Regions from separate parts of the Homo sapiens genome. Here region 1 is linked to region 2. Evidence: read pairs that join two places in POLR2A ChIA-PET (ENCODE). Cell type or tissue: MCF 10A. All regions are shown on one strand. Region 1 has its middle 9.5 kb from the start of SAV1. Region 2 holds the start of ATL1 (atlastin GTPase 1).

Evidence for each region. Peaks named below come from ENCODE experiments on the same cell type or tissue, not always from the same donor. Only the 100,000 strongest peaks of a DNase experiment are listed, where the experiment ranks them.
Region 1: POLR2A ChIA-PET joins it to region 2 with 7 read pairs; 10 of 35 experiments call an interaction of 5 or more read pairs at or near these places.

The regions. Positions count from the first base shown.
Region 1 is chr14:50,675,803-50,679,802 of GRCh38, reverse strand. No RefSeq gene overlaps it. Among named protein-coding and RNA genes, the nearest start is that of SAV1, 9.5 kb to the right of the region's middle. In MCF 10A, no CTCF peak of the experiment used is centred here; a DNase peak (open chromatin) is centred at 2,172.
Region 2 is chr14:50,558,985-50,562,984 of GRCh38, reverse strand. ATL1 (atlastin GTPase 1) reads right to left here and starts at 2,840. Exons shown (of 14, transcript NM_015915.5): 1 at 2,686-2,840. The coding sequence starts at 2,719. It also overlaps a transcript of MAP4K5 not described here. RefSeq lists a silencer at 2,146-2,505 and an enhancer at 2,247-2,746. In MCF 10A, no CTCF peak of the experiment used is centred here; a DNase peak (open chromatin) is centred at 2,444.

The sequences.
Region 1 (4,000 bases), 120 kb before region 2:
TGTAAATTAATATAGCCATTATGGTAAACAGCATGGAAGTGCCTCAAAAACTAAATATACAACTATTATATGATCCAGCAATCTCACTACTGGGTATTTATCCAAAGAAAAGGAAGTCAGTATATCAAAGAGACGTCTGCGCCCCCAAGTTTATTGCAGTGCTAGTCACAATAGCCAAAATATGGCATCAACCTAAGTGTCCACTGTCAGGCCTCTGAGCCCAAGCCAAGCCATCGCATCCCCTGTGACTTGCACGTATACATGCAGATGTCCTGAAGTAACTGAAGATCCACAAAAGAAGTAAAAATAGCCTTAACTGATGACATTCCACCATTGTGATTTGTTTCTTCCCCACCCTAACTGATCAATGTACTTTGTAATCTCCCCCACCCTTAAGAAGGTACTTTGTAATCTCCCCCACCCATAAGAAGGTTCTTTGTAATTCTCCCCACCCTTGAGAATGTACTTTGTGAGATCCACTCCTGCCCGCAAAACATTGCTCTTAACTTCACCGCCTATCCCCAAACCTATAAGAACTAATGATAATCCACTACCCTTTGCTGACTCTCTTTTCGGACTCAGCCTACCTGCACACAGGTGAAATAAACAGCCTTGTTGCTCACACAAGGCCTGTTCGGTGGTCTCCTCACACAGACGCACATGAAATCCACCAACAGATGAATGGCTAAGGAAAATGTGGTATATATACACAATGGAATACTATTTGGCCATAAAGAATTAAATCATATCATTTACAACAACATGGATGGAATTAGAGGACATTATATTAAGTGAAATAAGCTAGGCAAGGAAAAATAAGTAATGCATGTTCTCACTCATATGTGGACACTAAAAAACTATAGTGATTACTAGAGGGTGGGAAGGGTAGGGGAGAGGGGAAGATAGGGAGAGGCTGGTTAATGGATGCAAAACTACAGTTAGGAAAAATAAATTGCAGTGTTCTATGACACTGTGGAGTGACTATAGTTAGTAGTCTATTGTATATTTTCATATAGCTAGGAGAGGACTTTGAATGTTCCCACCACAAAGCAATTATAAATATTTGAAGTTACAGATAATGCTAATTACCCTGATTGGATCATTACATATTGTACATACGCATCAAAATATCACTCTGTACTCCATAATATGTATGTGTCAGTTAAAAATTTAAAGACAGGCATTCACACACTGCTGATAAAATTTGGCAATCAAAACCCTGAAACCATTTGCAAACTTTTCGTATTAGTTTCCTGTTGCTACCGTAAAAACTACCATAAACTTACTGGCATAAAACAACACCAATTCATTATCTTACAATTCTGGAGATGAGAAGTCCAAAATCAGTCTCAGGAGGCTAAAGCCCAGGTGTTGTTGGCAGGGTGGCTGCCTCTGGGAGCTCTGAGGGCAGAATCCGCTTCCCTGACTTCTTCAGCCTCTGGAGACTGGCTGCCTGCTTGGCTCACCTCATCAACCTCCTGCTTCTATCCTCACGTCTCCTGTCACCACTTTCCTGACTCTCTTTTATAAGGACTCTTGTGATTACGTTGGGCATTGGGCCCACCTGGATACTTCCAGCTCATTCTCTCCATCTCAAGATCCTTAACTTCTGATCACCCACAGTTCTATTAACTAATTACATCTGAGATCATTTGGCCCTAACATGCAAAGCTACCCATACTCTAAATTGACAACAGACTATTGTGGAAGCTCTGACATCAATTTATCTGAAGACATTAGGCCTCTAATAGCACTGTGAAATTAACAGTAAAGCACATCAGTGAAATACAATATTTGAATATTATTACTAACTGATTTGGAAATCTCAATAGAAGTTCTAGGAATTCAGAAGCCTCTGAGTAATACATGAATCATAAGAAAGAAATCTATTTTTATGCCTTTTATTTATGTCGCCGTTCCTCTTCCTTCTCTACTACTTGCAGGACAGTCCCTTCATCCTGTTTCAATGGCTTAGTTTGTTGTTTGTTTTACCATATTCCATGTTTTCTAACATGCGACCTTTACATTCCTTTCTCAATTTCATTACTTCCACCTCTACTCCAACTACGAGCTAATTTGGTCACACCTGATAACTATTTAAAACTCTGAAATTCCCCTCTGACCACAACCTCCTGTTCATCCCCTCCCATTTCCTCACTCCACTGAATCTGCTCTTTGTCTACATTGTTATTTCTAGTTCCTCAATCCTGATCAGCACGAAATAAACAGCATTGCCAGCCAAAGGCACAGGATTTTGACATTCAATGTCCTGTTTAGACCTGTCTTGACTCAATGTATAATTTTGGTTGTTGTTAAAGATACTGAGCTCTTTAAACTGAAATTTTTTAAGATGCGGTAACATGAGAAAATGCATAACAAAGTTTGGTTTCCTTATTTTTTATTTTTGAAACGGGCTCACTCTGTCACCCATCCTGGAGTGTAGTGACACGATCACAGCTCATGACAGCCTTAACCTCCTGAGCTCAATTGATACTCCTACCTTAGCCTCCTGAGTAGCTGGGACTACAGGCATGTTCCACCACACTTGGCTAATTTTTGCATTTTTTTTGTAAAGACGGAAGGTCTCCCTGTGTTGCCCGGGCTGGCCTCAAACTCCTGGGCTCAAGGGATCCTCCCGCCTCAGTTTCCCAAAGTGCTGGGATTACTGGCATGAGCCACTGTGCCTGGCCTGGTTTCTTTAAAAACCCTATTTCTCACCATTGTTTAGGCTTTTCTGTAGTTAAATGTATTCAATGATTACCACCTGTTCACTTACAGTTACTTCTCCAATCCTGAGTTTCAAATTTTGACTAATCTCTTGGTTTGTCAAAATCAAATCTAATCTCTTTGTTCTCAAAGTAGGTCTTCTCAGAAGGTCCCAAAATGCTGTATTTCCCTGAATTTTCATGTCCCATTGCTTTTCTTTTTTCACTGAATCTTCTGCCTTTATCACCTTCGTAATTTGTTCTAACACAGATTTCTTAAATCTCATCTTTTCCTAGGTAGCTTCCTTTTAGAGTCCTCTAAAGGCCAATTTCACTCTGGATTGATTGGCTTCCAGGCTTGCTATACAACCATGATACTGAGACTAAAATTACTTTCCTGAGTTAGATTCACTATTTCTTGAGTCCCTATTTTTCTGTTTTTGTTTTGTCCTTTGTGTGAGTTTATTCTCTCATTTTTTAAAAACTTATCTTCTAAAGTAACTTACTAGAATAGGATACATGAAAAGTATACTTTCTGAGTCCCTTTATTTCCAAAAAATGTCTTTATTCTTTCATTTTTGATTGACATTTGGATTTTGATTCACCTTTTTTGATGGGTATAAAATTGTCAACTAATTTTCCCTCATTTATTTGAGGGCATTGCTCCATAGTCTTATAGAAATCCTTGTTGCTGATGAAAAATCTGACATTAGTGTGATTCTCATTCCTTCATAATTGATACTTTTGTCTTCTGTTTGCAGGATATACAAATGTCAGAATGCTAAGATCTTTTCACTGGAACCTTTCAGGGTCTTCCTTTTACCCTTAATGTTCTGAAATTTCACAACACATTGAGACATGGATCTTTTTTCATTTATTTCGAAGGGCACTTGGGATACCCTATCAATTGGGAAATTCCTCCCTCTCTGAAAAAATATCTTGTGTTCATTTTTGATGATGGCATCTTGTCACCAGACCCCTACTGATTTCAGTAGGAATGGCACCGTGTTTGAGAGGCCGAAGAAGAAACTGGAGCCAGCAAACAAGACATAGGACTTATTGAGGGGACTCATATACAGGGTAGTCCAGTGGCAGTGGGCTGGACAGGAGAACCACTGCCCTCTGTAAAAAGTGCGCAGTTTATGTAGCATTTTCCCTTAGCACCCTCCTCCTAACAACCTCCACCTGACAAGCTTCATTTAACCCAAAACAAAGGACCTCAATCCTCCTGGAAGGCCTGTCTTCCATGGGATGGGCTGGGGATTCAGATGTTCCTCATAGATAAGGAATGAATC
Region 2 (4,000 bases):
TTACAGCACCTATTTCATATGACATTAGCTTAACGATGTTGGCTACTATTGCTGTTACTAAATGCCTACTGTGTTAGGCATTCTATTAGATACTGGTAATAAAATGGAATTAAGACTGACAGGGCTAATATCTGTGCCAAAACCTCTATCTCCTACTCCATCTACTACATTTTCTAAGTCATTTATGTCATATGTACTTAACAGCAAAGAAAAATCTAAGTAGTAAAGCATTTCCATAGAACATCAAGATAAGAGTCCAGAATTCCACTCTTTCTTTTCTATAATAATTTCCAGTAAACACTATAGTGATTCTAGTATTTCTTTTCCTAATCCATCACTTGAGTTGAAACTTTCCTGATGACTTCTGGGTAAACTATCTGAGATGTTTCTATCAAATGTAAATAATCTAAGGTAGTATTTCTCAAAGTAACACCTAAAGACCATCTGCTTCCCAATCACCTAAAATGCTAATTAAAAGGCAGATTTCTAGGCCCTCTTTCAGATCTATTGATTCCAAAGCTCTGGCTGGAAGATGGGAGAGTCTGCATTTCTAATAAGTCCCTGTGTGATTTTTATGAAAACCGGATGTGAGAACCATGTTCCCAAGAGGGAAAAACTCCCACTACATAAGAAGTTTATAAGGCCGGGAATGGTGGCTCGCTCCTGTAATCCCAGCACTTTGGGAGGCCGAGGCGGGCGGATCACGAGGTCAGGAGATCGAAACCATCCTGGCTAACATGGTGAAACTCTGTCTCTACTAAAAATACAAAAAATTAGCCGGGCACGGTGGCAGGCGCCTGTAGTCCCAGCTGCTCGGGAGGTTGAGGCAGGAGAATGGCGTGAACCCGGGAGGTGGAGCTTGCAGTGAGCCCAGAAGGCACCACTGCACTCCAGCCTAGGCGACAGAGCAAGACTCCATCTCAAAAAAAAAAAAGTTTATAGCCAAAGGAAATTCTGCGCAATAATGATCCAAAGCTTCATAAAGGAGAAAAATTTTAATCCTCAGAATACATTTTCACATGCTTCTGTTAACAGGGTGGAGACAACAATTCATGGAGACTGAGACCAAAAGTGACTTGAATATACGCACCCTAATTGTGTGTGTTCAATAAATTCCTATTCTAGAGGCCAAGAGAACGGGTGGAAAGGGGATACACTGCAAATGCTTACTTAAATTTCAGAAGAAGGAAATAAAACTTATTGCAATAGTCAGGTAGGTCTGTTAAAACTGAAGTTTCATGATCTCAGAAAATGGAACCACTTTCTCTTAAACTCAGCTAAGTCATGACAGACCTCCCCGCTCCAACTCTCCATGCCTACCACAAACCTTGGATAATCTCCCAAATGTAAACCTTGTCTACCGTATCCTGTGACCATTAGAACAATCAGAGGCAAGGAGATACACGGTCTTTTGATTAAAGTAAACTGAAATAACCAATTAAAATTTACATTTGTGCCTCTCGCTCAAATAAACAGTTATAGAAGAGCTCTCACTGAGATGTGGAACAGAATCAAGCAGCTCTGAACTTTTCAAATAATAACAACTGTTATTTCCAAATAACAATTTCTAAATAACAAGCTGATGAACAAAATATTTATTTACCCACCAAGCCACAGTAGCCTGAGACATTCTCTGGTTCAGATAATAAAATAAATGCCTTAGAGGGCTTTCGTTCCTAAGATGCTGGTGAGTTTAGCACTGTGACTGCAAGAAATCGGGAACCTACGACAAAAAGACGCCCAGCCTGCCCACACTAACCGTCCAGAACTAGGTCTGGAGCAGCAAGGCGGGCGGGGCCGCGATTTCTTCCGCATCGCTGCGCCCGTTCTTCTCCGCCTGCGTGAGCACCGCCCACCCACTCGCGGTGTGAACATACTGGGTCTCGCCTCTCCTTTCCCCTCCCCTCGGCCTGGTGCTGAATCATGAGCCCAATGTCTCCAAAAGGTAAAATCAAAGAACAAAGCCACCCTTGGGGCTGGTCTGAATGGGGTACCACGTCGGGGTGGGGCAGAAGGCTGGAAACCACAACTTTGCTCTCCTTCTTCCCCAATTCCCCCACCCAACCCCCAAATTAAGAGGAGTACTGCAGTGCTCAGGAATTCCCAAGAGGGTGGCCCTTCTCCCAGTTGCTCGGTCTGCTACCGTCCGTCCGGGACCCGGCGCGCTCCGCCTCATTGTTCCAGCGCGCCGCCCGCCGCCCGCCGCCGGGAGCCCGCGCCCTGCAGAGCCAGCGAGTTGGCGGCTCCCGGGGAGGGGGGTTGGGGCTTGGCCTGCTCTAGATCCCCGACCCCTCGCCCCTCTGGGGCCGAGTAACAACAGCCCCCTGCCCACCCCCATAGCCTTCCTCCCAACCGATCGCTAAGGCGGAACCCACAAGTCCCCGGAGGCGCCTGGTGGGTGCTGTCCAAATGCTGGGAGGAGGCGGGAGGGGGGTGGGGAAGAAGGAGCTGGAGGCCCGGCCTGCGCGAAGCTGCAGCCCTCACCCCGACAGCGCGATTCGGTGACGCGGGTACCGCTCGGCCATGGTTCCTCCGCCCAAACAGGGAGCGGCTCGGCTACGGCCCGTCTCCCAGCCGTGGACGCAGGCACCTAGCAGCCCTTGGCCCTCCCTGTCTCCACAGAAGCAGAAAGTGGAGGGCCAGAAGACCCCGTGCAGGCTGCAGAAGTTCTCATTTGCTACTCACCCCAACTGTTTCTGTCCCTGCGGTTCTTGGCCATGGTGGTCCAGGAGCTGGTGGCGGTGAGGCGCTGTCACTGCGCTCGCTGCCTTCTCCGGGGCCGCAGGTTGCTGGCGGTGGGAGGCTCCGTGCCCGCGCTGGGCGCAGTTCGCTCAGACTCTGAGGATGTTGCTGTGGCGCTGGTGGGAAGGAGTGGGGAGGAAAAGGGAGGAGAAAGCAGATGAACCAAGCTCAGCATCACAAGCCCGAGTTCACACAGATACCAGCGTCACACCCTCCCTACCTCAGTCCACCCCCAGACCGTGAAGACAGTGATAGACCACGTACCGCAACATTTTCAACGGAAAACACAAACAAATAAACAGCACCCCCCTCGAACACACTCTCAAAGAATTTAACAGCGTTATCAGAAATACACAAACCGATATACTGCATGATTCTGGATGTTCAAATACCTGTTTCAAGCACGGTTATACATTAGTACAAACAAGCTGGCAACATTTATATAGCCAAAGTAGCTAAAATAATGTGCATTTATCTACGAGGCACCCATTTTTTTTTCCATTTTAAAAGCAAGGTCATGTTAGTAAAGAGGGTATCATGCATTTTTGTATATGTATACTGAGTAGTTTGTCTTAAAATTAGAATAGCAAAATTTATATCAAGAAGATCAAGATAAATGAAAGCTGTAGATTCATTACGATCTGTAACTCAATATCCACTGGGTAAAATTTCCCACTAGATTTGCAAAGATAAGGTCCAGACCTATAGTCCAATAGCAATTATTTGAGCTGAAATCATACTACATAGTCTGGGTATGGGTGGGCCCTGGCAGCCATAAAGGTTGCAGACAATTTTGAAAGGAAAAGAAAAAAAATAAAAATACTTTCAATCTTTCCCTTTTCACTGCTTTCTCTCTGCTACAAACTTAGTTGTTTTCAGTAACCTGGAAACACTGTCCCTTTATACTACCTCAACCTCAAGATACCATCATGCCGTCCCTTACAGTTTCCTTCTGCCATTTGGTTGTTACTCACACTCTGTACTGATCGGTTCTTAGGAGATCACTGCCAGCCTCTTAATTACCAGATCCATGATCTCTGCTAATTCCTCATGGTAAGCAACTCCTCACGCTACACTCTCTCAATGTAATTTACTATGATGGCTTCAGACAGGACCTCCATGCTGATGATTCCCAAATCTATACTTGTAGTCTTCTGCCCTCTAGAAGAGAGGACATTATACCAGAGGTGTGTTTATAACTGCCTAAGGTTATCCTCACGTTGTTTTCCTACTGACATTTGAACATCAACATATCTGA